Linked DNA regions of Mus musculus: all the other regions are linked to region 1. A link is a loop called in an ENCODE intact Hi-C map of the cell type or tissue named here. Cell type or tissue: heart. All regions are shown on one strand. Region 1 holds the start of Man2a1 (mannosidase 2, alpha 1). Region 2 overlaps Man2a1 (mannosidase 2, alpha 1). Region 3 overlaps Man2a1 (mannosidase 2, alpha 1). Region 4 has its middle 38 kb from the start of 4930583I09Rik. Region 5 holds the start of Fbxl17 (F-box and leucine-rich repeat protein 17). Region 6 holds the start of Pja2 (praja ring finger ubiquitin ligase 2). Region 7 holds the start of Fer (fer (fms/fps related) protein kinase).

Region 1 (4,000 bases):
TGCTTGGTTTTACTTTTTTTTTTTTTTTTTAAACTGAGATCAAATAACTCTAAAAATGTAGGCTACCTGCTGCCTTGGCCATAAGGAATTCTTAAAGTAACACTCAAGAGAAAGCCCTCTAAGGGTTCTTCTTAGGCAGGCCAAATTTGGAGGGAGGGGGGCAGGGGGAGGGCATGAGGGGCAGGGGGCGGGGCATGGATGAGGCGGTGCCTACCCTTGCCCCAGGACTGAACAGGTGGCAGGAAATAAGAGTTGCTAAAGAAGGTAAATGAACAAAAGTCCAAAGAACAACAAAAAACAGATTGCTCTCACCCGGGGATGGCCTAAAACTACAGTTTGCAAACCAAATGGACCGCATACCTAACTGAAGTTTCCACATCAAGAGAGAGAAACTAGAATGGACAAGATAACCTTTCTGGTTGAGTGGATACAGGTCACCAAGCAACCTCAGCATACACTGACCAAATTAGCTCTACTGAAACTCAAGAATCGCACCAAAACCTGTTCAAGAAACGGAGGGCAACATAGTTTTACAATGCTGGGGATTGTTGTGAAATTAAGGTTAACATACAGTGCAGACATAGAAATAAAATGAAAGAATGTGCACGTTTGGATGCTCTGCTTCCTAATGGTTTGCATCGTAATAATGTTTGGCTGTAAAAGTAAATTAGAAGACTCTCTGGGAAAGCGTAAATCTGAAGCCCTGAAAAGGACCACATTCATTCTGTCTTCATACTAGAGCTTACTTTTCCGGGGGTGGGGGGGTGGGGGGTGGATCATAAGCTAAGTCACCACCAGCAAGTCTATTTCTGTTCTACACAATTCCGACAACAGGCAGGCTGGAGCCCAGTTCTAGCAAGACAGCTTTGTGACTCTGAGACTATACTCTGAGAGCTGCCTGTTCAAGTCCCAGACTTTGCCTAAGCGACCTTGGGCTCAGGAAGCTCCCAAGCCTCAGTTTCCCACCAACTGAGCAGTAGCTGGGGAGATAGGTTCATCACATGAAGTTAATGGTCAAACACGTGAGACTTACGAAGAGGGCTTATGGAGTTTAGCTACTGGGAGATTCAGTGGCCCACCTATTCTAAACCTTCTCTCTACAATGAAGTCCAGATAAAGCACAGAGGATGCCACTCCCAAGCCCCCCCCACCTCTCTCTCTCTCTCTCTCTCTCTCTCTCTCTCTCTCTCTCTCTCTCTCGGAACAGACAACGCACCACTTCCTAAGGTCACCACCACCGCTCTGCCAAATGCTGTACACTCTAGGCAAACCCTCAACTTCTCAGTGAGCTGGGGGTTCATACGAAAATGGGAGAACCAACTGCCTGAGATGTCTCAGTAACAGAATGAGTCACTCGCTGCTTTAGAAACAGAGGGAAATGTCAAGGTTGCCAGAGAACCCCATGCAGATGTTCGCATAAATCATGTTCAAGCGATCACCCAGCCAAAGCTAGAGGACACTATTAAGACGTCACTGGGCAAGAGGAGTTCCATTTATATATTTCGTGCAAAGAGAAAACTCTGAAAATGGGGTTGGGGGGAGAAAGGTACATTTAACTCCAAAATTAGAGAGCATGTGGGACAAAGCTCAGATCTCCCGGGCCCTGGCTGCCAGTTTACTCCAGCCTTTGCACAAGGCCGGTGCAAACTCCCAAGTTCAAAATTTAAAGGCAGCAGAGAGCATGTGTTATATATTTTCTCTCTGTGCTCTATAGGGGAAGCAGAAGCTGTAAACATTTGGAAACATCTGTCTGTGGCCAGCTTTTTATTTCCACACTTCTAAAAGAAAAAAATACTTCTAGTGCTGTGTACTAATGACAGAATCCGCAAGTCCTCGTTCCGATTTCATTAAATTCCCACCAAGCCATTGACCCTGGCATATCAGAAGAAATGGCAAGGGCTATTTCCAGTCATTTAAACTGTCATATTAAAAGAAAAAAAAAGGCAAAACATCAGCCTTATTCGGGTAGGTTGTAGATTGCTCTGGTCAACTAGTTGTTAGCTTGTCAACACTTGGATTCTTCGGATTTCTCCACACATCTGCTTCTACTAAAATGTATGTGTGTCAACAGAGAAAAGCCGTAAAGGCCACTCTCAATTGCTACGTGGTCACCTCCCACACAGAACCTATTGCATCCATTTCTTGTTATTTGCTAGTAACTTTTCCTGAAAGACTTCGGGTGGGTCGTTTGTTCAACTCCTCTGCCAGCTGGACCACCCCGCAGAGAACTGAGCGCCGCACAGCTTCCAGTGAGAGAATAACAGGCGCTTCCCCACTCTGCTCCAAACCAACCCGAGGTAACAGCTGAAGCATGACGACACTAAAATCAACCCTACTATCCATATCTCAAAGGGCTGCAACAGGAAATAAACTTTTTTATCTCTTAAGAGACAGTGAAAGGGAAAGGGGTCAGAAACAGAAATCTGCCTAGGTGGGCTGTGTTTAATCAATTTCCGCGCCTCGGTGCGTTCAGGGATCTGGGCGGCCTCTGGCAGCTTTAACCCTGAGCTAGCTTAGGGGCGACACTCACACCGGTTCCCCACCAGCAGGTGGCCGAGCCCACTTCCACAGGCCCGGGTGCAAATGTGGGAATATGTCCTCTTTTGCCCGGTGCCAAGGCTGCCACCGCATGACGCCCAGCACTTTGCAAACTCAGCGGTCCGAAACCTCAGCAAGCCGGATGAGGCTCTGCCGGTCGTCGGGTGCGGCCTCACCCTGCCCCGGTGCCGAGAAGTGCGAGCCCCGGGACCAGCCCTCCAGCTTGCGCCCGCCACCAGGTGCTTACCTGCGGAAAGGAGCCCTCCTGGCGCGGGCCCCGAGGGTAGTCCAAGTGACCCCTGTCCAGCATCAGGTAGAGTGAGAAGATTACGACGCAGAAGATCGCGCTGCCAAACACGGTGAACTGGCGACTTAACTTCATTTTCCTCGATGGACTCGGGGCCAGGACGCGGTCCTCACCCGAAGGAGGCAGAAGACTGAGGACTCCAGCCGGCGATCGCCGAGGGCTCCCTGCTCCCGGCCGCACACCCTTCGCGCGCTACGGCGCGGGTCCCGGCTGCGCTCCGCACCTCGTCTCCGGAGCCACCACGCGCCCTCGGCCTACGCCCTGGCCCGCTGCCCTCCCCAAGGCCGGCCGTCCCTGCAAGGCAGACTCCTGGAGAGCAAGGCAAAGGTCCCCACAAACTTGCTTTCCTGCAGGATAGCGCTACCCGGTAGGGCGGTCGGAGCAGTCAGAGGAGAGGTCTCTGCCCGACTTCCTGCCACGGGCCGGCACGACTGAGTCGGCAGGAAAAGTTTTCTCGACAAGGGCAGGCGTGTCCTCCGCGCCCAGAGAACGCGCGGGTTCCGCGGCTCCGGGGCCGAGTGTGCGGCGCTGGGAGCAAGGAGCGCGCGGAAGAAGGAACTGGACCTGGAGGCGCCGTGCCCCACAACTTAGCGCCGGGACACCCAGGCCCACCCCCGCCACACCGCCCCCGCGTGCCCGCCGAAGAACCCCTTCCTGCCGCGGCTACTGCGGGGGCCCGACCCGGGTGCACCCTGTGCGCCGGAGCGCTGCAATCCAGGACTTTCCTCGGCGTGTGCGTCCGATCCCCGGCCTCTCCCGGCCCCCGCCGCCCCTACCTTCCCCCTCGCGGGCCCGGGCTGCACGCGGAGGGCGCAGGGGGCGGGCAGCGCCGGGAGGAGGCAAGCCGAGGGAGGAGGAGAGGACCGTCCCCGGAGAGGAGCCCGCTCCAGCTGCAGCCGTGGAGCACCCCCTCCTTCCCGCCCCGAGAACGCGGAGATGGCGGCGGCAGCCGCGAAAGGAAGAGCCGGTTCCCCAGCGCCACTCGGCGCTCCTGTACCGCCCGCCACGAGCCGGAGGAGACGGCGGCGGCGGCAGCGGCGGCGGCGCAGCGGCCGTTGGGTCAATAGGCGCCCGCAGCCCTGGAGCTGGGCAGCCGGCTGGCCCCGCCCCCTCCCGACGCGCCGGGATGAGGGGGCGGGCCCCCTGGCGCCCAAT
Region 2 (4,000 bases), 60 kb before region 1:
TGTGTAGTAACCAACCTCTAAGTTTCTACAGAGTCTCATATCCCTTACCCAATCGGTTTGAACACCCTCATATCTGCCACAGTCAACCATTACACTCATATTAGGACCTACCCTATCAGTAAATACCCACAGATTCTGCCTGCAAAGTTTCCAATCACTCCACTTGGTAACTAGAGTTCCTGTGTCCTCCTATACCAGGGTCTAGCCTGGTGAGAGCACCTTACTTTCCTATCCATGTATTTTCCAAAATTCATCAGATCTAGCCTGGGTCCCAAAACCAATGAACTAGCCTATTCTGGCCTCCCCTACCTACTCCACAAAGGAGCTATAGACATTAGCCAGGATCATCCTATCTATACCCTAGTACACAAGAGTCTCCCAAATCATATACAAACTCTCATGCCAGCAAGATCTACCTCCAAACTCCAGCCTTGAACGAGGAAGCACAGTTTCTATACCAGCCTGGTCCTCTTTGTCCATTTGACTTCATTCCAACCAAGCTATACCCAACCATTATGCCCAACACTGTTGACATATCCTATCTTCTGACAAAGTTGCTCTGTCCAGAACACACTCAACTAACAAAGGAAGTCCACACAACTGTTTCTCATCACAAAAATACAAGCAATAGTAAAAATCAAGCCAATTTCTTCTCTCCAGGACCTACCAGGAATCAGGATTTTAAAAAAAATCATAAACTTCATTTAAAAATTCAAGGAATTTTTAGAAATTAAAGACACACACACACACACACACAAAGATCAATGAACTTAAGGAGAAAAAGATTAAAGAAAATAAATGCCTGAGTAGTAACCAAGAAAATGTGAAACAGAATGTACGATAAAATTGACAAGGACAATTCCAGACTTGGGAATAGAAATCAGTCAGGAAATACAAACAATGAAGAAGACTCAAGCTGAAATGAAGACAGATTTGGAGATCCCAACAATTCAACTAAGAAACTCAAAGGAAAACCTGTCAGGAAGAATGAATCGAGCAAAAGACAAAATATAAAGACTCAAAAATAAGTACAGAATCTATTTAGAGTTAAATAAAGTAAAACACAGGAAAGGAAAACAAAGAAATCATGGGAAACTATTAAAAACAAAAAACCAAACAAACAAACAAAAACAAGCCTTTCAATTAGGCATAGATGAGAAAGATGAATCCCAAGTCAATGGCATAGACCAGATCTTCAACAAGATCATAGAAGAAAAGCTGTCCAAACCAACGGAAACCACACTTACAGGAATAACAGAAGCTCAGAGAACATCTAAAATAGAAGATAAGAAAAGAAAGTACCCATGGCATATCATAGCTAAGACACTAAGTATATATAACAAAGAAAATATATTGAAAGATGTAAGAGAGGAAAAAAAACAAACAAACACAAGTTACATATAAAGAAAAACCAACTAGAATAACAACTGATATATAATTAGAAACTTTAAAAACCAAGACTCTAAAAAAAAAAAACCAAGTCCTAAAAGACTATGATAGCCAACCTAAAATAATATACCCAGCAAAACTATCTGCCATGATTGAAAAAGAAAACAACATACCAAAAAACCAAACAAACAAAACAACTTTCCACGATATAAACAGCTTAAACAAAAATATATCCAAGTAACTAAACAAAGAAAAATCAGGAAGTATTATTTCAGGCCAAAGAGAAAACTGAGCATCTCAGAGAGACTGTGGAAAGAAATATGAAGCTACAATTATTAAAATACAAAATAATGAGACTATAAATAACAATACCAAATATCAACAATATCATGATCATAATTAACATACATATTTCAATACTAACATTAAATATTAATGGACTCAGTTCTCCAATCAAAAGGCACGAACTGAATGAATGGGTCAATAAACAAAATCTAGGGTGGGAGAGATGACTCAGCAGTTAAGAACACTAGCTGCTCATTGCAGGACCTGAGTTTAGTTCCCAGCAGTCACATGGTGGCTCATAACCATCCACAGTGGGGTCTGATGCTCTTTTCTGGTATGCAGATATATACATAAAATACATAAACAAATAATAACAAATCTTAAAGACGAATAAGCAAAATCTGTTACCTACAAGCAAAAACACAACTGGGTTTTAAAGATAGGAACCACCTCAGAGTAAAAGGACAGACAAGAGTTCTCCAGTAAAATGTAACCACAGAGCAAATAGGCATTGCTATCTGAATAGCCAGCTAAGTAGACTTCAAAGTAAAGTTAATCAGAGACAGAGAGGGACACTTCATTCTAGTCAAGGGAACAGTTAATCAAAAAGACATTACTATCGGAAACCAATAAACACCAAACTCTGGGGTATCTAATTTCCTAAAATATCTACTACTGGATTTAAAGAAACAAAGTAACATTACTCAATTAATAGTAGGTAACTTCAATACACTTTCTCCAATAAACTGGCCATCCAAACAAAAATTAAACAAAACAAAAAAATCAGAATTTATTGGTATCACACAGCAAATGGACTTGCAGATTGTAGCCTCCCACAAGCCTGAAGCAGGCTGAGCCAGAACTGGACCTTACTGCCCCTAAGGAGATTATCTAGGGTGAAGCCTTCCTCCCTAGATCACTCTATTGTTCAGCCACAGTCTCTGTTCCTCTTCAAAATACTGCTGCCTGCTGAGAACCTCCTCTCCCCCATCTATTCCGGAGACTATGCCCTATCCTGCACTTCATCACCTGCAGCTGGTTCCAGGCTCCAAGGATGAATTGTTGAACCTTGAGCAGACTAGCATGTCTTGGTTCCATTATTTCTCAACCTGCCTAGGTTCCCTCTTTTTTTTTCAGTTCCAAGATACCAGGCTTGAACTCGGACATGTGAGCCGCTGGCCGGCCCCAACAGCAGATATCTACAGAATATCCCACACAAACAGCAAAGAATACACACTCTACTCAGCAGCACACAGCTTCCCCAATAGAGACTACATCTTGCACGTGTGCATGCACATGTGGATATGTGTGTGTGTTTATGTGTTGAGCGTGTGCACAGAGACACACACACTCTCACATACACACAAACACAAATCTTTATAAATTCAATAAGGTAGAAGTCTCTCCTTTTATCCTTTGAGAACACAATGAAATAAAACTGGCAGCAAACAAATCATTAATAAATAAGCAAATTCAAGGAGAATAAATAACTAAGTACTAAATGAGGAATGGGTCAGAAAGGAATAAAAATCTTGCTGGAACTAAATGAAAACGAAACACAACAAAACCCTTGAGGCACTCTGAAAACCACCCTACGAAGGAGGCTGACAGTGCGAGATGCCTACAGTACATTTTTTTAAATCAGGAAGAGCGCAAATAAATGGCTTATGATTGAACTCAAAGAGATGGAAAAACATGAACAAACCAAATGCAAATCTAGCCAATGAATATAATAATAAAAACTAGAGAACTTTAAACATACAAAGAAATAAAACAAAACAAAGCAAAAGAATCAACAAATCTAGAAACTAGAAAAGATTATACTGAGTGAGGTACCCTAAACCCTGAAAGACAAATGTCACAGGATCTCTATGACTGAAGACTACTAAGCTCCCAATATCCTGATGTGAGTACATGGTCGGGATAACTGCAGAAACCTATTAAGGAAAGCAGGACCAACTGGGGAAGAGAGGTAGGAAGACTGTTAAAGCCAGAAGACAAGGGAGTTTGCTGAGGCTGTGCCTCCTGCTGATGTCAAAAGCTACACCCATAAAAGCCAACCAACATGCCTGCCCAGAAGAGATCTGAACAGGACACCGATGGACATGCTAAAGTAGATAGGAAAAGGCCAAAGGCCTCGAAACTCTACACAAAGAACTACACTTGACTAAGGAATGCCAAAAGCAGGATAAACAGGCTTCCCAAGGAAAGAGCACACCAACTGGTCATCCAATAGCAAAAGGTCAGCCCTGAAACATGAATACAGTAACAATACAGAAAATATATTTAATACATATATGCATGCAGTAACAACTAATGTAAAAAG
Region 3 (4,000 bases), 110 kb before region 1:
GGTCAGCTCTGCATAGTGAGAAAGACTAGTTCATTAAACTGAATATTGAACACAGACTATCAATTAAGAGACAACCTGTAATATTAACTCACTTTTTACTTGTCAATGTTGCAAAACAATAATAAAAATGTTGTAAAACTAACAGATAGCAACATAATATAGTGACATGTAAATAAGGAAACAATATTAATAATCCCATTACTTCCTGTCTCATAAATTTGGTTCTTGTATGAAATGTCATAAGGAAAGCCATTACTTTGTATGCTAACTTAAAATCTTAATAAAGGGGCTAGGGGTACTGTTCAATGGTGAAGAGAATGTACTGCTCTTGCAAGGACCCGAGTGTTGTTCCTATCCTGTGACACCAGGTCCCAGGGAGCCAACGCCTTCTTCTGGCCTCTGCAAACACCAGTACCCATGTGTATATGTGTGCACAGAAAACTTAAAATAAATATTAAAAAATAAAATGTCGATACAAATCTAAATGAAAAAGAAACTTGATACCAATAGCAAACAGGCTTCATTCATTAACACTCATCCAGTAAACACTGGACACGCTGGAGAGGGCAGGGAATTAGCCTGGACATAGAAACAGCTCAGAAGTTTAAATTTGAGGTGTATTTTGTTATTTATTTTTTTTAATATATTTTTTATTACATATTTTCCTCAATTACATTTCCAATGCTATCCCAAAAGTCCCCCAGTATTTTGTTATTTTAAGAAATATTAGCTATAAGTGTCAATGCACAGAAACATACACACTGCCTGTAGGTCTCATGCTCCATCAGAAACTGAGCATGTAGCCATCTAAATCCCTGTTTATTCGGTAAGCCAGCCTGTGGCATAGTCAAGAACTCTTGGATGTTTCTAAAAATCTAGAAACTTCATCATATTTTAAACCCCAAATATCATCCATTTGAAGACTCCACACTCCTACCTCAAGCTTTGAGTGACTTCATGAGACCCTCAGTGGATCAAAAATCCACATGAAGAAAGAGTCCTTGAAGACAATGGAAGAGCAAGTCAGACGGGAGCGGGTCACAGAGACCAAGGGGAAAAGAAAGGCTAGGTCTCTTCTGAGAGGCATGCTTATTGGAAGGAGGTCAACCTGAGATGTGGGAGGTGATATGGTTTAGAAAAAAGCCTTTCTGATGATTCAGGTGTCTCAGCTCCTACGCAGCCCCTTCCATGTTAGGATAAAACAAACAAGCGGCAATGCTCAGGGCTAGAAAGAGCACAAAGCTTATCTGTCTCTTCAGGTCTCCACGCTGATTTTGGGGTTAACCCAGACAACCAGGAGAAAGTTCATCCAGAAGAGCACTCCCAGCTAACTTCACGTTACCCCACCTGTCATCTTGAGCTTCTACAATTTAATACTGGCACAAAAATGTGTCTTCCCAAGTTTATTCTACCCACTGAGAAGTCCAGACGCAATACAGAGTTTGCATTAAAAAAAAAAAAAAAAAAAAAAAAAAAAACAGCAAAAAACTATGTCAATATTGTTTGTGCCCTATTCAGAAAACTAACTAAAGTTTAAGAGTACCTCCATTCCCTAGAGGCCAGACTTCCAGAGATTTCAAACACTGGTAAGAAATTATACTCCTAGATTTGGAAACACTTATGTAGCAACTGCAGTGAATAGATTATGAATGCTAAGAAAAGGTGCGCCTAGGTCAAGAACCAGACCCCAGCGGCTGCTGACGTGCAAGGCTGTCAGTCTGTTAATGAGAGGAACCTGCCCTTTGGCGGCATTGCCAAAAGCTGTACGCCTGAACCAAAACAAGGAGGAGAGAGAGCACAATCCAGGAAGGAAATACTAAGAAATAAAAGGACAGAATACAGCTGAGAACAGAGAGAACTTGAGCCAGCAAATGGAAATGGACAGAGAGCCAGCAGCTGCCAGTTGAACCTCAGAGGCCCCCCAGCTCCTCCTGCCAAGCTGCTAGTCAGGCTGGACAGAGCGGCAGCCAGGAGAAGGATACAGGAAAGGTACGGGAAAAATGGCAACCACTTAGTTGTGACAGCACAGTTTCTTGGCAGAAGGAAGCAGGCACGTCAGAGCGGATTACTTTCCAAATCAGCTGCTGGTCTATGACAGCAGGCAAAGCCACAGCCACCAGCAGCAGGAGAGAAGTATCTACTCAGGTTACTCAGAGAAGTAGTTACTCAGGCCATCCTGGAACAGGACTTCACAGGCCCTGGAGAACCCAGGGGAGCTCAGGAGATCTGTGGTGTAGATGTGAAGGGCTAAATAAGACCAAAGCAACTAAGGAAATGTGTTTCAATGAGGTTAGACTTTTCAGAGGCAACGTTCCAGTAACTATTTTGAAATGCCTTGTCTACTAATACAAGTAAGGGGGAATGGCACATAGGTCTTGTGGAAGGAAAAGAGGGGACACGGAGACCTAGAGGGGATGAATCTGATTAAGGTACATTATACGAGGATGGGGATTTCATCATGAAACCTTTCCTTTATACAGTTGACATGCTAATAATCTGTATTTTCTCAGAGAAGGCAAGCCTGAGGACTGAACCTAGGATCTGACACGTGCTAGTCACCATTCTACTACTCAGCCCACCCCTAGGTTACTTTTCTTTCTTTGAGACCAGGCCTTGGTTTAAAGTTGCAATCCCCCTGACTCAGTCTCTCAAGTAACTTGGGTTATAGTTATAAGTGTCTAAGTATCTAAGTGTATAAGTTATAAAGCAAAAGCCACACAAACACTTTTATGCATGATATTATTTCTCACCTATAATAGGAAGTAGCTGGCAGTAGTTGAAAATGTGATGTCAAAGCTTCCAGGAGTGAATTACTAAAAATGACCAAAGTGACCCCACCCCCACCCCATGGTTCTTACTTATGGAGGTTTTGGGAAACTCAAAATGTGTGTGTGGGGGTGGGGCACGGGGGGGGGGGTACGGGGGGGGGGAGGGAAACTATTTCATAATTATAGGCTTTCCTGTGGTGAGAGGTCATTCTGTCACATTGAAGTCACAGTTGAGCCCAAAATCATGCCTAGTGTTAGTTTTCCATCTCTAGGGGACTTCCATGGATTGATTAGGAAGTGGCTTGATTACTCCCAAGAGCTCTGGGGAGAAAAAAACTGACCATGACTCGTAACAGAGAAAAAAGGCAAAACTAGCAAAACATGAGTCAACATCATTCAATAAAAGCAAGATTAAGTTTAGACTGTGAAATTGAGAAATTGAACAATGGGTAGATAAGAAATTCTGTGAGCATGCCTTTCCCCTATGACCTAAAAACAATCCACGCTCGTCAGCAGTCGGGGTCAGCTGGAGAACGTCTGTATTCCTACCCGCATGAAAAGACAAGGGTGCAATGTTCTCCTCCCCGGTTTGTTTCAGCCTAGGAACATCAGGACATGCAAGTGGGGAATCTATAAAGACTTTTCTGAGATGGTTGAAGCTACCACAGTCACGGGTTTCTTAGTAACTATGCTAACATTCTATTTTATAAACCTACACCTAAATACTAGATTGCTTCCAGGTCTTCAACATAAGGCTTCTGGCTGATAATCTCATGACTAAGTCAGCTGCTAATGAGGAAGGAGGAGATGCAGAAAGATGAATGTCAACTTAGCAGATGAGAAGGCTTCACCATTCCCACCATCTAAAGGCAAACACGACATCGGAAGTCAGGCTGCAGGTACAGAGTCAATTTCAAAAGATTACACTCTCTCTAAACAACTCATAGTTCAGGAAGAAAGACAGAAGAAAAGTGTGACTTCACCAGCAAGCCTGTGTGTCTGATGGCTACGCTGTTCTCTTACCCTGAATGTTGTACAGGCGGACTTTGTGAGTAACGTGTTCGAGGAAACAGGTCACATCTGAGTAGATCCTTCCACGTGTCACTCTGACAAAGGGCGGTCTTAGGGAAACATATGGCTGAAGAGGAAAGGACAGTTTCAGCAAAAACAAATTGGTTTCTCAACTTTCCCAAGAAGAATTTAGGAATATTGTACAAAATGACAAATTCATA
Region 4 (4,000 bases), 270 kb before region 1:
TGAGAGTATAAAAAAATTCTGTTCAATTATTTTAATGTATAGTTTCCCCCCTAGGAAATAATTTGGTGATAAATTAATTTTTCTAAGTAAGTTCAGTAAGCTGCAAAGATGATAAAGTTGTCTTAAATTGGTTCCAGGTGTCAACCTTTCTGTACAAGTTGTTAAAGCCAGAATAAGCTATGACGGCAACAAAGGAAGGGGAGATGAAGATGGAGAGTCCTTCTTTCAGTAGATTTTTGCCCTATTCAAACAAATTATTTAAATATGTATCTTTTATTTGACCAAGGAATTATCTCATATGAAAGATTTCAAAGGTGTAAACCTTCTTTTTAAAAATGTCATTTGATTCAGGATGACCACCACCTATGGGGATATAAAGCTCTGTATAGATTAGTCAGGTCTTACATGCTTCAAAGACATTTTAGAAGCCAAGCTGATAAAAATCATTTCTAAGTGCGGATTCTCATTCAAGTAACGAGTACAGAATCAGGCTGCATTAATAACGGAAAGGTCTTACGTGACTAAGTATATACCAAAGTCTGAGAGTTACTGTAAAGCCAGATTAAAAGTGAATGCTCCTGTGGCCATTAGTATGCATCACCGTCTTCCAAAGGGAAGGCAGTGCTAAGAATGGGCTGCTTGGGGCAAGGATGGTAAGCAGCTGCCCAAGGACAGACACAGGTGGACAGAGACCACAGGTGGACAGACACCGATCACAGGTGGACAGACACCAATCACAGGTGGACAGACATCACAGGTGGATAGACACAGGTGGACAGAGACCACAGGTGGATAGACACCAATCACAGGTGGACAGACACCAATCACAGGTGGATAGACATCACAGGTGGATAGACACCACAGGTGGCAGACAACACAGGTGGATAGACACCACAGGTGACAGACAACACAGGTGGACAGACATCACAGCTGGACAGACATCACAGGTGGATAGACACCACAGATAGACAGACACCACAGGTGGACAGACACCACAGGTGGATAGACACCACAGATAGACAGACATCACAGGTGGAGAGACACAGATGGACAGACACCACAGATAGACAGACACCACAGGTGGATAGACACCACAGACAGACATCACAGGTGGACAGACACCACAGATAGACAGACATCACAGGTGGACAGACACCATGGGTTAGGGTTCAACACTCAGTGCTTATGGCTGAGGTCAAGGCACAGAACTTCTTAAGACTTGATCAACATATATGCTGAACCTCATGAAGGTTTCAAACCAAGATAATAAGGTCAGACACAAGATGCTCAGCCTAAGCATCACTTTGATGTTGATCTAAACGCTAAAACTATTCTATCTGGATATTCCAGAGGTTGAAGCTGAGGGGTGGGTAAGAGCCTGTCTTTGTGTTTCCAGTGTAGACCAGAGCTGTACTGTGAGTAGAACCTTTTCTTGCCTTCTTTTTCTATTAGGCTCACACTAGTGGTCTAGGAAGCAGGGCCATCAATCAAGAGGCTGCTGAGTTGGTGGGCAAGGAAAAGCATTCACTCTTGGAAACACGGGAAACTAGGGTGGGCTTCGGGTGCAGAAAGATATTGTTAGTAAACGGTGTGAAAACAAACACAGGGCTAGGGAGTTGTTTAGTATCAAGTCTTCAAATCCCTCCCATAAACTATGGTAAATAATTTTGGGTTTATCCGGACTGTCTCCAAATTGAGGCAGGATTTGGGAAGAGTACCGATGATGTCTTGGTCGTTTCCAGAGGAAAGACCGTTTCACTTGCTTCTTACTATGTCTCAAGACATATTTCATGTATGTTTTATTTAGAATTTTATAATGCTAGAAACATGATAACAAAGGGATCTCTTAAGGAGAACCCTAACTCTCTTCAGAGAGTTAAGAACGGATTTGCACGATCTCATTTAAGGTCTATAATCTGCAGCGTGAAGCCATGACAGTAGCTGCAATTCCCCATACCACCACTAGCAGGCACTGAAGTGTTGAAATGCTGAAGTAGGGCTGGAGAACTAAAGATCTCTTTGTTTTAGCTCCTTTCACGCTTCAGGAGCCAATGCAGAAATGAAGAGGGACCTAATCCTGTCAACCAGAACAACTCACCCTTCAGGGCAGACATTAAGACAGGTGCAAAGTGGGGTGTTTTAACTCCTAACCCCAAGGGCTACAGTCAGCTCCTGAGCAGTCAGTTGGAAAGCGCAGCTTTCACTGGCTTTATTTGTTATGCTTATATTCTTTGTTCTTCTAGTTTCCCTTCCCGCAGGGAACAGGACTCCAAGCACAGAAGGATTCTCCTTCCTGTTCTCTGAGGAATTTCTTGCAAGAGGGGACAAAACACTTCATTCTATCCACAGTGCTTGGAGAGACAAAAGCCCCTGAGGGAGCTAAGGTTTCTAGCTAAAAGCCTCCCAGAGCTGTTCTACCAGTCTTCGCCTTTCCTCAACGATGTCCCTGAAGGTCCACTGTAATGTGCACACTCAAAGGATTCCTCTTCGTACACAGGAAGGGATGTAAATGGGAAAGGGCAGACTCAAGGACACAAGGACATCTTGAGCAAAGAGAAGGACAGAGTCAGAAATTGAGAGCTTCCTCGTGCTTCCCATCAATTGCTCTCCAAGTAGACCACTGATAGGGTTAACTCTAAGAATATCCCCCCAAAGGACAAGAAATGCCCAGAAGGGAGGTTTTTTTTTTCACCTACCTGGCAAGGTTCATGCCAAGACTATTATGATCACTGAAGGGGAACAAAGGCATAAAATAATGCTTTGCCAGGAAATCAAAGCAAGAGAAAAAGCCCTGCATAGCTATAATGAGGTATCAGGCCTCACTGTATTTCAAATTGAGGTTTCCAAAGTAGTTTTGTTCTCTTTTTAAAAGGGCTTAATTATACTGATGCTCTCAAAGAAGCACGTGACAATGGGTTTATTAGCATGTTTTCCAGAGAGCTGAGCTGGTATGAGTTAGAAACTAAACCAGTTTTATTCATATATTATATTATATCATATTCATATATGTGAATATATATTCATATATTATATCATATTCATATATATATGTGTGTGTATGTGTATATAAAATTTGGAGTTCTATTTTCAAACTCTGAAAGTGGGAGTATTCATATTTATAGATCCCCATGTCCACATAGAAATATGGAAATATGTAGCAAAGCTACCAATGTCTGCCTTTGGCTGCATTTCCAAGGAAGAATCATTCATGCACTGTACGAAGTACCTATAGCTGTTTTTTGATTCATAGAGAAGAAACTTAGAAAAATACAGAAATTTAAAACGGTATCAAGGCATGTATTTGTTGAGTTTTTTTCCTTAGATTTATGAAATGGTGCTTTTTCATGATAGCCTACTCCTCAGGGAACCCATGCAAAATAATGTTTAATTAAAACAGAGAGCAACCAACATGGACTGCCAGATATTAGCATCAGTAACTTACCATACTAAAAAGAGGGCTTTTTTCCCCCACTGGGACTTTGCCAATCAGGCCAGGCAGAAAACATTCTCCAAACCAAGACCTGCCATGGGAACCTCTCCTCTGTGTCTGGAGGTTGGAAGTCTATGCTATAGCTGAGATGTTGCAAGGCTTGCTATTCTGGTGACAGCACACAGGGAAGCTACATTTCTAGGATGGGGCAGGATCATTCATTGATTATCAGAGAACTGTGTCTTGCTTAGGAAGACAACCCAGAAAAGGCAGCTGGAGCTCATAGAGTTTTGAATCCCCATAGCTCATACCAGTTAACAGCCAGAGTATCATTCTGTATTCCCAGAGGACCTGAGGTGCATCACAACTCAATATTAATAGACCCTGGGGAGTTGATAAAGTCACCTATGGTGTCACACACCAAACCTTCCCAGCCTGAGTTGAACTCTAAGGTCCTATTTAGAAAAGTACCCCATTGGTCACTCTATCTTTGATTTAAAGAAAAGGACCCAGTTATCACTACTTAGAGGGCAAGATGTGGAGGGGAGATGATGGGGATGATGTAGATCT
Region 5 (4,000 bases), 1.1 Mb after region 1:
AGAGTTAAGTGTAAATGTTTAAGTCTGAGGAATTCTGTTTTGTTTTCTCAAGAAGATCTATGTGGGTGAAGGAAGCAAGCAGTCAGAACAGACACACACCTTTCTAACTATCCAACACAAATGTCACTTCTCAGGCAGAATTCAACAAGACCAAGGGCAACTTGTTCACTTCTGACTGGCTAAGGATTATAATAGCTACCGTGAACTTCAGAAACTTAAAAGTCTCAGAGTCTGCCTACCTCATCTTTAGAAACGTTAAGTTGCAGTTCGAGTGCATATGTGCCCCTGATGGGTATGCATGGTGCCAGGCTCTCTATAAAGGACTTGCTAAAATCAGGAAGGCATTCTCGTTTCTAACTCCACAGTCTGATTCAACACACATTTATGAGATCCATTCATATTCTATTTTATTTTTAATTCAAGAGTAGTGGTGCACTGAATATTCCAGCTTCCTCATTCTCCCACTGACAGACATCTGGGCTCCTTGAGAGTTTTGCTCTCATCAGTACATTTGCGTTTCCATACAAGTCTTTTTGCAGACAGGACTTTATTTCTCTTGGTGAACACAAGATGTGGGTCTTTATGTGCCAAAGGGTAGACGAATGCTTGACTTACAAGAAACTGACAGGGCTGTACTTTCTGCACAATTTTAGCTTCATTTGCTCTAGAAAAGAGCCAAGCCGAGATGGCCATAACTTGACGATTCACGAATGGAGCTCTGAGAGCCTGGAAGACCCTTTCCTCGATTACAGGCAGAAGAACCATGGGCATGTGGGGGATATCCGTAGGTGAAGGAGTTCAGACAGCACATTTGAGAGTAACAAATATGTGAATATCTGGACAAATCTTTTTCCCATTGGTTTTTGAAATTCTGATATCCTCAACTCTCTCCCCGGTAGCTTTTGAATATACCCAGGGAGTATATTCTTCAGCAGGGAGGGGTGGGGCTTCTTTTAATGAAGAGTAGAAACTGCCAGAAACAAATCACCTCATTTCTTCGCAGCCTTTGTTTCTTTTCTGCCACTCCCCCCACTGACACTTTTTCTAAAGTCCTCTCCACTGCCTGATCCACTGCTTTGGACTCTTAGCATGGTTTCAAAGTTCCCTCCAAAACTTACCCTGAAATTTGCTACTGTTAACAGTATGCATGCAACATTCCTAAGGGGGTCCTTTAAGAGGTGATGAGGACACTAGAGTTCCGCCCTCCAGGAACAAATTGTTACCACAAGAGTAGGTTCCCGATAAAAAATGATAGACAGTTTCCGGCGCTTTTACCCTGCCACTTAGCTGACACTGCATGTTATTCTACTTTCCAAAGCCTCCAGAGCGAGATAAACTTCTTCATAGTTTACTGTTGTATGTAGCATTGTTATAGCAGCAGAAGAGACTAAGACAACTAACTTTCCCTACCTTCTCCCCTGTGAAAGCTGACCTCTCCCCATCCGAGAACCTGTGTCATCACTGTAACTTAAGACTTCTGAAGTCTGATCAACTTGCATGTTTTAGTTCCCCACCTTAGCCACCAAAGTCTGTCCTAAGGGCACCACACTAATATTCACAGAGTGGACAGACTGGATTTCAAGGTGTCAAACAACAGTAACATTGAGCTTGGAGCCTGGAATGTTGGAGTGTTTTTTCCAGCGTGTATACCTGTTTTCAGCGTGATACATGTTTTCAGCCCGCAATTGTGTGCAAAGGCAGCAGTATGCAACAGGTGCCTAGACACAGGAGTAGAATCAGTGTAGTCACCTAGCTAACGGATCCTTACTGGACTGTCACCCATCACCCAAGGGCTCAGGCCTCTCAGGTGGAACTGGTTCTTCCGTTCTCAATTGGCCTCAGTTTCCGAGTCAGGGCGATGGTGGGGTGGGAAGTGAAGGGGAAGAGCCAAGCTGAGCCTGGCCAATGGCAGCTCTTGAACTTACACCTCCAGACGTCAGCGCGGCCGTGGAAACGGATGTCACCCAGCTGGCTCGGAAGCGTCTCCATCCGCTTCGGGAGAGGGGCGTGAGCCCGGAGGCGTCCAGGCCACCTCCGTGTGCAGCCGGAGGGAGTGCGCGGCCCCGTCAGCGCGCAGCCCCGAGGTCCCCGCTTCTCCCCCGGCGGCGCTCCCGCCCCTGGGTGAGACCCGCGCGCCCCCGCGGGCGGCTCCGCCCCCTCCCGGAGCGGGCGGCGCGCTCCCGCGGCGACGGGCCGTGTCGCGGGCTCGCGCGCCGCCGGCCCAGCCGCAGTTAAAATGGTCCGAGTCGGGCCCGCGCTGCCCCCGCCGCGGCGCTGACTGACTGAACCGGCTGGCCTGGCCGGCAGACTCGCTTCCCTCCCTCGCGTCCCCACAGCTCGCGCCCGTCCTCCTCCCGGCTCCCCGGGGGGCAAAGCATGTAGCCCGCGTCGGGCACCCGGGCGGCCCGCAGCTGACGCCCACCCCCGCCGTCGCGTGTGCCGGGTGCGCGGCGCGGGCGACCCAGCCAGCGGCCTGCCCCGCCGCCGGAGCCCGCCCCTCGGGCCTCCCTCTCCCGCCCCGTCCCGGTCGCCCTCCTCGGGGCCTTCTATATGGGCCACCTTCTCTCGAAGGAGCCGCGTAACCGCCCGAGCCAGAAGAGGCCTCGCTGCTGCAGCTGGTGTCGCCGCCGGCGCCCTCTCCTCAGACTGCCCCGCCGGGCTCTGGCCAAGGCGTCCCCGCAGCCCGCGGCGCCCCGGAGCCGGGACTGCTTCTTCCGCGGGCCCTGCATGCTCTGCTTCATCGTGCACAGCCCCGGCGCGCCCGCCTCCGCCGGCCTAGAGGAGGAGCCGCCGCTCTCGCCACCGCCGCCGCCGCCGCGGGACGGGGCCTACGCCGCCGTCTCCTCGCAGCACTTGGCGCGGCGCTACGCGGCCCTGGCCGCCGAGGACTGCGCCGCCGCCGCACGCCGCTTCCTGCTGTCCTCGGCCGCCGCCGCCGCCGCCGCTGCCTCGTCGCCCGCGTCCTGCTGCAAGGAGCTGGGGCTGGCCGCCGCCGCCGCCTGGGAGCAGCAGGGCCGGAGCCTCTTCCTGGCCGGCGTGGGGCCCGTGCGCTTCCTGGGACCGCTGGCCGCCGTGCAGCTCTTCCGGGCACCGCCGGCGCCGCCGCCGCAGGCCGAGCCCGCCACGGCCCTCGAGATGGTTTGCAAGCGGAAAGGGGCCGGGGTCCCCGCCTGCACCCCCTGCAAGCAGCCCCGTTGCGGCTGCGGGGGCTGCGGCGGGGGCGGCGGCGGCGGGGGAGGGCCCGCGGGAGGAGGTGCCTCGCCGCCGCGGCCGCCCGATGCCGGCTGCTGCCAGGCCCCGGAGCAGCCCCCGCCGCCGCTCTGCCCCGCGCCCGCCTCTCCCGCCTCAGAGTGTGCCCCCATCGTGGCCGCCGCCGGGGACACAGTCCGAGCCGGGGGCACCGCCCCCTCGTCTGCCCAGCAGCAGCCCGAGAGCGGCGACGCGGACTGTCAGGAGCCCCCCGAAAACCCCTGCGACTGTCACAGGGAGCCGCCCCCCGAGATCCCAGACATCAACCAACTGCCGCCGTCCATCCTGCTTAAGGTGGGTCTGGGCGAGGAGGCGCAGGGATGCTCACTCCCCCCCCCCCGCCCCCCTAACCCGGCTCCCCCGCCTCCGAGGCTTTCTCTCTCCTCCCCCTGTGTGCAGAGGAGGGGGGGGGGTTCCCTGACAGCCGGGGGACGCCGGAAGGGGAGACTGGGAAGCCAGTGGGGCCTGAGCTTTCAGCCTGGTGTTGAAGTAGGAAAACTTGGAGGCTGCTGAATGCCTCGAAGTAGCTTAGGTCCTACAACTCGGGGTTCATGCATTGCATTGGCAAACCCCCCAATATAGATACTATACTAGATTCTGTGGAATATACACGCATTTCTTGAGCAAGTTGTATACAGTGGGCAACCACTTTGCATACTGGTGTTTGGAAAGTTTAAAAGTTTGATGGATGCTAGTCTAGTGGCAATAACTTATAGTAAGCATTTACCACGACCAGACACTGACCGAGTGA
Region 6 (4,000 bases), 270 kb after region 1:
CTCAGACTGCAACATAAATCACTTGCGATGCCTTGCATGACTGTACTTGGGGCACGATGGCAAGATCAGAGGCAATGACTCACACGGTGAGAAAGTGGATTGCTATTTTGGGTCTATTTTTCTATCCTTTCATGACATCACAGCAAAATGTCACTTGAGTACTGTGTCTTTATTATATAGGCATATAATATTTGATAATGTTTGATATTGTACCCTCTTAAGGAGGAGTTCATGATTCAGGGTTTAGTTCTGATCAGTTAGGGTTCTCTGGAGTCACAGAGCTTATAGAACGAATCTTTCTTTCATATGTGTGTGTGTGTGTGTGTAATGTATATGTATCTATAAAGGGTATTTATTGAAATGACTTATAGACTGCAGTCCAACTAATCTAACAATAGCTATGCTATCTGTGAACAGAAAGTCCAAGAATCTAGTAGTTGCTCAGTCCCACAGATTGGGTGTCTGAGCTGGTCTTCTGTTGATGCTGGAATCCTGAGGAAGAAGGCTCCAAGGCCAGTGAAGGAATGGATGTGCTACTAAGGCAAAAGCAAGCAGGCAAAGAGCAAAAACCTTTCTTCTTCCCCATCCTTATATACGCCCAGTAGAAGGTATGGCCAAGATTAAAGGTATGTGTGTCTTCCTGTTTCAAGATCTGGATTTAAGGTATGCCTTTCTATCTACCTCAAGATCTGGATCAAAAGCCTGTGTCTTCCCATCTCAAGATCTAACCAGGAGTATGTCTTCCCAACTCAAAGATCCAGACTAGAAGTGGATTCACCCACATCATACTAACCAGAAAAACCTCTCACAGATGCGCCCTCCCTTCTGGATTGTAGTTCATTCTAGTATACCCAGACATGGTATGGAAATGATTGAGATTTGAGAAGTCCTGCACCTGCCAACCTGTTAGTGTGTTCAACTGAACCAATCTTCAAGACTCTAAAGGAAAATTAGTTAAAATATACATTCTCTTTCAAGAGAGCAAGGACTTGGAGACATGTAAAAGAGTAATTTGGGGGGCGGGTAAAATATATGCTACTGGGGTATTCTGGGAATTAAACTTGGTTTCACAAAATGTCTAGCAATTTCTCGTGTTTTTATGGGAAATGTCGAATCATTTCTTTACATCGATGGTAGAAAAAGTAGTTTCAGTTCACTGGCAGATTTTACAGCTAAAGGACATCACAAGAAGTGGGGCTCTTAATCTGTGTGGGTAGGGAGGCCACGTGATAAATATATCCTGGGCTTTTGAGCTCTGGGTGATGAAGCTGGGGGTGGGGGCGGGGAGTTAAGAGAAGAGAGCTAGGCTGTAATCAGAGAAGCAGGCAGGCTTCAGGATGAGAAAAGGGGACATGTGCATCACTGACATAACGAACTTAAACTGTGACTGGGTTTAAATTAAGCAAGGTGTCCAGGGACTCCAGCTGTTGTATTTATTTTGGTTGCATGAGACGAGAGCTGATAACTCCGAGCCTGACACCCGATATAACTTAGCTGTCAGCTGCTAAACTCTGGTCAGGCCAAATCTACATCTCACCTATAGCTGCTTTATACAAACAGAATCAGAGAGCAGGGCGAGGGTCTGACCAGTGGTGGGCGGGTACCACGCACCACAGAGAACCACAGCAAACAAGCTCTTCGTACGTTTCTTTCCCTCGCTGCTATCAGAATTGCAACTGGTTTCGGATTTTCTTTTCTTGTACTTCAAATTGCAAATACTGGGTAACTTCTCACAGCCTTGGGAACCGAATTCTGCACCTCCATTTTGCTGGGGGGCATGCGGGAATGGAGGGAGAAGTGTAACTGCGCCAGTCCTGCGCTCAGCTCTCCACACCCCCTTCCCTTCGGGAGACCCCGCCCTTTTCTCCCAGCCAAACCACAAAAGGCCTGACAGTGGATCGGGCCTCGGCGCCCCGCCCCCGCCCAAACGTCGCAGTGCTGCAGGGGCGGGCGCAGGGCCAGAGAGGGGGCGGAGCCAAGCGCGTCTCCACTCTCCTCGGCCAATCCGCGAAGGGCCTGGGAGAGAGCTTGCAGGCGCCAGGCAGAGAGACAGCCCCAGTTATTTTCCCTTTTTCTGCCACGTCCAACCATGACGTAGGCCTACTTCTAGGACTGCGATTGGATGCGTGCTTTTCCCCCTGCAGAGGGCCGTGAAGTCTATTGGCTGCGCCCTCAGGGGGCGGGGCTAAAGCGCTCCCTTCCTCCGCCTCCTTCGCAGCGCAAGGGGCGGGACGCGCCGCCGCCGCCGCCGCCGTCACCACCTCTGCTTCCGCCGCCGCCGCCGCCGCCGCCGCTGCAGCCGCTGCGCGTTCGGCGGGGGAGGAGTCGGAGGCGGAGAAGAAGGCGGTGGTGGCGGGTGGAGGATCGAGCGCTGTTCTCGCTCTGGAGCCGCTGCACATCTCGGTGAGGGCAATTTTTATTTTTTTCTCTCTCCATTCTGGCTGATTCTGTCAGAGCGGATCTGGGTGAGGGAGCCGCTGCCCAGGCGCCTCGGCTTCGGGGGTCTCCGAGGAACGGACCGAGCCGTGGCCGGCCATGGTGGGTGGGGTTGGCGACTGAGAGGCCTCCGGCCATCCCGCCCGGGGCCGCGCTCTAGCCCGAGCCGCCGCGCCCGCCGCCCGCTCGCTCCCGCCGGCTGTCTGCTGTCCTTGGTGCCCTGGTCAAGGACCCGGCGCCTTGCCCCTCGCGGCCCGCCAGTGCCGCCCACCCTCAGGCCCGCCGCGGAGGACCGTGGCGCACTAGGCCTGCGGGGCCCCTGCCCGGCCCGGCACGGCACGCCTTCCATCCCTGCCTCCCGGATTTGCGTCCTCCCCGATTGTCACCGAGGCCCAGGCACCCTGTCAGGCAGTGCCAGTGGCCTACCGTCTTCTTGGTCAGCGTTAGGCCCCAGCACGCCTGTCAGAGGCACCTTCAGGGCTCCCCTCCCCGCCCCCACCCGCACCTCCACCCCCACCCCAAGATGCCTCCAGGTTTATCATTTTTTGCGCACATTAAAAATGGTGAGTTGAAAGCTGCCCAGACCAAGTTGAATAAAATAAAACAAAAAAAAAAATTGTATGTCTACATAGACAACTGCTTTGACGATCCTCATTCTGTCAAGTATACGATTCTTTTTTTTTTTTTTAAAGAGGCCTTACTCTATTTTTATCACGAAATATTTGCTATTATTTCTTTTAAGATGGCAGTCATTGCTGAAGACTTAACAGGTCATTTGATGAGTGTATACAGGAACGTAAAAAAATAACAGAAATAAACGTAACATGTTTGTGATTGTCTTCTGGATTTCATGTCTTTTTATATGAAATAATTTTATTCTTCTATTACAGACATGCACCCTCCGTGTAAAATTCAGCAGTATAAAGAGAGAAGTATTAAATAAATACTAATATGTGACTATTTTCATCCTTCAGTGCCCCACCAGTATTTCGGTTTGGTGGTCATCTTTCCAAGTGCTTTCACAAACGCATCTTGAAAGATACACACACATGCAGAGTTGTCTCCTTCAGGGATGGGGGTGAGGGCTATGCTGAGCACATTTGTGTAAAGCTTGCTTCTTCTAATTATATATCTTGGACATAGACTCCCGTTTTATGTAGGCCTCCCTAATACTTTTTCTATCTAAGGGTACATCCTATTTCTTTAATTTGATGGACTTTAATTAAGTATTCCTACTGAAAGCCGTTTCAGTGCTTGCAGTTGAAAGTTATGCTTTATACTAAAGGTAACTAACTCACGTATTGATTGATTGATGCTGAACTGTAAGCTCTGAATCGTTTATTTTAGAACATTTCACGGTGTGGAAGACTGTAATGTAAAAAGAGCAGCCCCCACTTTGCCTTCTAGTATATTGCCTCTATCCCAAGACTCAGACACTGTTTTAATAAGGGGGAAAAACCTGTGTGATCATTTCTGGAGCACAGATCCAGACGTACAGTTGCAGAAGTAAAGGGTATGAGTATTTAAATCTGACAGCCATCTAACCCTTATTATTACTCTTTTT
Region 7 (4,000 bases), 740 kb after region 1:
AAAAAGTGTTCACAGAAAAGTTAGAGCCACATGGCAACTAAGAATGAAATTCAAGAATTCTGTCTACAAAACCCTAGATTATTTCTCCCACACAAATGACTTCAACCTCTGAAGTAGAGTAGAAGCTGGATAGTACATCATCTTCGCTAGTGTGTATTAATACTGTCAATGCAGAAAAGAAACAGATCTTTGCCAAAGGTCTTTTATGGAAGAGAACCGAAAGTGATTCCCAGAATGCCTATGTACTCTGAAAACATCCCCAGGACCTTTGAAAGCCCTCAACTCTAGGGCTATCAGAAAATCTTTTCTTGGCTGTAAAAGGGACACTCAACCTTTTTACATCCTTTGGCTCTTCCACACACCATTATAAAGCCTACACAGGTGTGTATATAAATAGTCCCTAAACCACACCATGTATTTTGCAATACTTTTCCTTTAAACCTGTTCTTATTTCACAGATGGACTGCAAAGTATTTTTTAGATGTTAACCACTAAAATACTGTGGGCCTTATCTTTAGATTCTCTGACATCAGACGTTTATATACGGTGACTTCAGGTTGAGAAGGTTCTTTCTGAAAAATGCCTGAAAACTCCTGTACATGTTGGAGTAGCATATGTTAGGGTGACCGTGAGACCATTGTGAATATATACAGCTTCTTCCGAAGTAAAAGTATCAAAAGCCTCATTGCTCTTACGTCATAAGATATTGAAAATGAAAGGCTGCCCGAACAAACTGAAATTGCAATGGCATGCCCAACAAAAATCACAAATGCACAGAGTTCCAAGCGACCACCTCATGGAAACTTAATTGTTCAAAGGAGCCCTAGCTCTTACCAAAACTAATCTCATGAACTCCTTTCGGAGGGCTGATCTTAAGAGGAGTCCAAGGAAGACACAAAGGTGCCTCCAAATACCTCAGACCCCTAAAAAGCCCTTAGGGAAAAAATCACCCCTGACAAGTCCAGATGCCTCCAGAAGTCTCCCTGGGCCGGACTTCTGAAAGGCTGCCCTGAACCAAAGGGGCAGTGGGACGTGAAGCTGAAGCGAGGCGACACAGGGTCAGAGGGTCCTGATGAAAGGGGCTGCGGGAACTCTCGGGGCTGGGTGCCACAGGAGAGGGCGGCGACGGGTGAGGAGACCAGAAGGGGTGTGGGCACCGTGGGCGAGCGTCGGAGGAGCGCAAGAAGGGAAAGGGTGCGGGCTCCCCACCGCAGCAGCTCCCAACCCCGCCCCACGCCCCGCACACCCGCGACCCGCGACGGGGCGGGGCCAAGCGCCCGCCACGGCCGGCACCGCCCCCTCAGCCTCCGGGTCCCGGGCGGGTAGGAGGGGCGGGCCTGGCGGGCCGGGTGAGCAGCCCGGACCCAAGCCCAACCCGGAACGTTCCGTCGCGCGGGTAGGATGAGGCGAGTGTGACCCCGCAGCCCCGGCAGGGGACCGAGCTGGCTGAGGGCAGAGGAAGCGCCTCCGCACAGCCCGCGTCCGCTGGGCCAAAAGCCCGGCGCCCCCCTGCAGGCGGGAACGGTTACCCCCGCGCTGCGCTCGCCTTCCGGCCTCCTTCCCACCTCCCGGGGCGTTGCCCCGGGCAACGGTGCCTACGGACGGCGGCGTGAAACGCACCTACCTAGAACCTGACAAGCAGAAGCCCCTCAGACCCGGGAGCCAGTCGCCACCCGGCGTCACGGGGACTGCTCCAGCCAATAGGCGCCACCGTTGCGAGGCTCGACAGCCAATCCCGCTACACTCCGGTCTCCGGGCACCCCGAGAGTTTAGCCAATGAGAAGGAGCAAGGGGCGGGCGCTGCCACCGGCCCCAACCCCCTCTTCTACAACCTCCCAGGAGGCGGGCGCGGCCCATTGGCTCGGACCCGCGAGGGGCGGAGCTCAGCGAGTGGGCGGAGGCTGGAGTTGCGGGCGTGAGGAGGCGTGGGCCGTGGCCACCGCCCTGCGTGCTGTTTCCCGTCGAAGCTTGTTCTTGCGGTCTCTCGCGTAGAAGATCCCGCTTCTCCGAGCCCAGCCGTCGGCCTGAGCGGTGGGATGGGCGCGGAGACCGAGGGAGCCTGACAGGAAACTCCGGAGACTCGCGGGGCCAAAGCCGGGAAGTAGCCTGTCCGGGTGATAAGCTGAGGCCGCCCGGAAGGGTCAGCCCCGCGGCCCTGCCGGAAAGGAGGTGTGACGAAACGTGGAGCGCCCGCGGGGGACCGGCGAGGGCCGGCTCTCCTTCCCACCCCGAGCTGGCTGTGCAGCGAACTCTACCTTCCCGCGCTCTGCTTGCGTGTGCTGTAACGTGGATTCCTTTAAATCGGCTTTGCGTTTCTGCGGTGTGCTCAGAACTGCCTTTCCCGCTCCTGTGCCTGCAGTGTCAGACGCTAACGAGCTGACATTCTCTGGAAACATGAGGATGCTCTGCAAAGAGAGCCGCGAGTCCTGGGAGCGGTCCCCTCGAAAGTACTTACCTCTAGGAAAGTCTAGAAAGCGAGGGCCTAAACTGATGTGTTCTTCCAGTGAGGGCTGTTTTCCGAAGCGCTCCTTTGCCAATTTGGTACAAAACAGGAGTAAGGTGGACCTGAACAGATCTTAGTAGGTGATCTGGAGCTCTGTGATAGGTGTTCATGGAGCGTCACTCTCGGGATTGCTGTAGCACGCTTTTTAAGGCAGTGTCCTCTTGTACGTGAGCTCAGCCACATTCACATTCGTCGCCTGCAACAAGTCTGACAGCTCCATTTCCCCTCCCACCCTTAAACCTTTGAGTTAGATTAGAGCCAAAGAAGAATTAATACTTTTTAAAATTCTAAATGGTTATTCACTTAAGTCAGTTTCAAAGACCAAGAAACCAAAACATACTTTAAGGACACAGATATCTTACAGTTGAAAATGGATGAGAGTCTCTCCCCCTTTTTCTCAGAAAACAATTATAAAGTTCTCTTGTCAGATTTATGGTCCAGGAATATCTTTTTCAAGAACGTGGAATGCACAAGAGTTGTGAATCGTTGTTAGAGCACTTGAAACCTTAGATGAACCTCAGCCAGGCTATGGGAAGCCACTAACAAACCTGGGAGTCGGTGTTTTTCTAAGTTCACAGATAGCAGAAGTTCACCTTATCACCCAGTTTCTGAGAAATTCTAGAACTCCAAATTTTGAAACTACCTCAGGCATAAGGATTGCCTTTTCTCTTAGCTAACTCTGTTGGCCACCCCAACAAGTCCACCATAGATGTGACAAACAGAGCCAAGTAGTCTTACCTGAGGACTAGTTATTGTTCAATATGAAAATCTAAATAATGGGTTGTATCTACTCATCTATAAAGAAGGGTGAAATTCATGTCTTTGCAGTTTCTTAGGTAATGCCTGAGACATATATGCACATTCTGTTTTAATGCCTATTTAACAATAAAAGTGTCTGACTTCTCTAACACTGCCTTATCTAGGAACTCTAAACTTCGTTTTTAATAGAATCAAAAATGATAATTTTGTTTGTATTTTATAGTTCTGTAATTAAATGCATAAATAGCCTATCAAATGCAAGTTAGTTTTCAATAAGCAGTAAATGTTATATGTATCAATATGGGTGAAATAAATAAAATAAAACTTTGTGCTTGTATTAAATGGTTGGGAAAACCATGACTTTGGCATTGCTTTACCAAGCATACCTTTATCAAGAACCTTAGGCTTCCTTTCTTTATAAAAGAAAAAAAAAAAATAAGATAATGTCTGATGAGTTAGTAAATTACAAATTTGCAGAATATAGCTTTAAGGGTACAATAAAAATAGACTTCTATGGTACAGTGTGTGTGTGTGTGTGTGTGTGTGTGTGTGTGTGTGTGTGTTTACATATGAGAATAGAATCTACCTACCCTGAAGCACTAAGAACTTTTCAGTTCTATAATGAAATTCCCCCATATTCAGTCAAGAAGCAAAAGCTACCCACCATATGTCAGGCATCATGCTATGCAATGCAACTGGGGGTAAATAACACCTATCTGTATTGTTTCCCCCTATAAG

What was found. Peaks named below come from ENCODE experiments on the same cell type or tissue, not always from the same donor. Only the 100,000 strongest peaks of a DNase experiment are listed, where the experiment ranks them.
Region 2: a loop joins it to region 1, with 1.8 times the contacts of the local background. A loop is called at or near these places in 4 of 42 quality-filtered maps.
Region 3: a loop joins it to region 1, with 4 times the contacts of the local background. A loop is called at or near these places in 5 of 42 quality-filtered maps.
Region 4: a loop joins it to region 1, with 3 times the contacts of the local background. A loop is called at or near these places in 15 of 42 quality-filtered maps.
Region 5: a loop joins it to region 1, with 7 times the contacts of the local background. A loop is called at or near these places in 2 of 42 quality-filtered maps.
Region 6: a loop joins it to region 1, with 6 times the contacts of the local background. A loop is called at or near these places in 13 of 42 quality-filtered maps.
Region 7: it touches region 1 in a loop (4-fold over the local background); 5 of 42 quality-filtered maps call a loop at or near these places.

Annotation. Positions count from the first base shown.
Region 1 is chr17:64,600,656-64,604,655 of GRCm38, reverse strand. It overlaps Man2a1 (mannosidase 2, alpha 1), which reads right to left and starts at 3,007. Exons shown (of 22, transcript NM_008549.2): 1 at 2,786-3,007. The coding sequence starts at 2,920. In heart, a CTCF peak has its summit at 2,268; DNase peaks (open chromatin) are centred at 2,255, 2,685, 3,245 and 3,995; H3K4me3 peaks cover 2,767 bases; H3K27ac peaks cover 1,663 bases; H3K27me3 peaks cover 636 bases.
Region 2 is chr17:64,660,350-64,664,349 of GRCm38, reverse strand. The region is part of intron 6 of Man2a1 (mannosidase 2, alpha 1); the gene reads right to left. Among named protein-coding and RNA genes, the nearest start is that of Man2a1, 61 kb to the right of the region's middle. In heart, no CTCF peak of the experiment used is centred here; no DNase peak of the experiment used is centred here; H3K27me3 peaks cover 521 bases.
Region 3 is chr17:64,714,504-64,718,503 of GRCm38, reverse strand. Man2a1 (mannosidase 2, alpha 1) reads right to left here. Exons shown (of 22, transcript NM_008549.2): 16 at 3,792-3,906. Among named protein-coding and RNA genes, the nearest start is that of Dreh, 51 kb to the left of the region's middle. In heart, no CTCF peak of the experiment used is centred here; a DNase peak (open chromatin) is centred at 1,973.
Region 4 is chr17:64,871,969-64,875,968 of GRCm38, reverse strand. No RefSeq gene overlaps it. Among named protein-coding and RNA genes, the nearest start is that of 4930583I09Rik, 38 kb to the right of the region's middle. In heart, a CTCF peak has its summit at 1,951; no DNase peak of the experiment used is centred here; H3K27me3 peaks cover 1,140 bases.
Region 5 is chr17:63,498,568-63,502,567 of GRCm38, reverse strand. Fbxl17 (F-box and leucine-rich repeat protein 17) reads left to right here and starts at 1,988. Exons shown (of 9, transcript NM_015794.1): 1 at 1,988-3,543. The coding sequence starts at 2,551. In heart, no CTCF peak of the experiment used is centred here; DNase peaks (open chromatin) are centred at 2,047, 3,027 and 3,437; H3K4me3 peaks cover 2,631 bases; H3K27ac peaks cover 2,584 bases.
Region 6 is chr17:64,330,199-64,334,198 of GRCm38, reverse strand. Pja2 (praja ring finger ubiquitin ligase 2) reads left to right here and starts at 2,316. Exons shown (of 10, transcript NM_001025309.1): 1 at 2,316-2,403. In heart, no CTCF peak of the experiment used is centred here; a DNase peak (open chromatin) is centred at 1,928; H3K4me3 peaks cover 2,638 bases; H3K27ac peaks cover 2,070 bases.
Region 7 is chr17:63,861,680-63,865,679 of GRCm38, reverse strand. It overlaps Fer (fer (fms/fps related) protein kinase), which reads right to left and starts at 1,699. Exons shown (of 19, transcript NM_001037997.3): 1 at 1,625-1,699. In heart, a CTCF peak has its summit at 1,516; a DNase peak (open chromatin) is centred at 1,789; H3K4me3 peaks cover 2,527 bases; H3K27ac peaks cover 2,032 bases.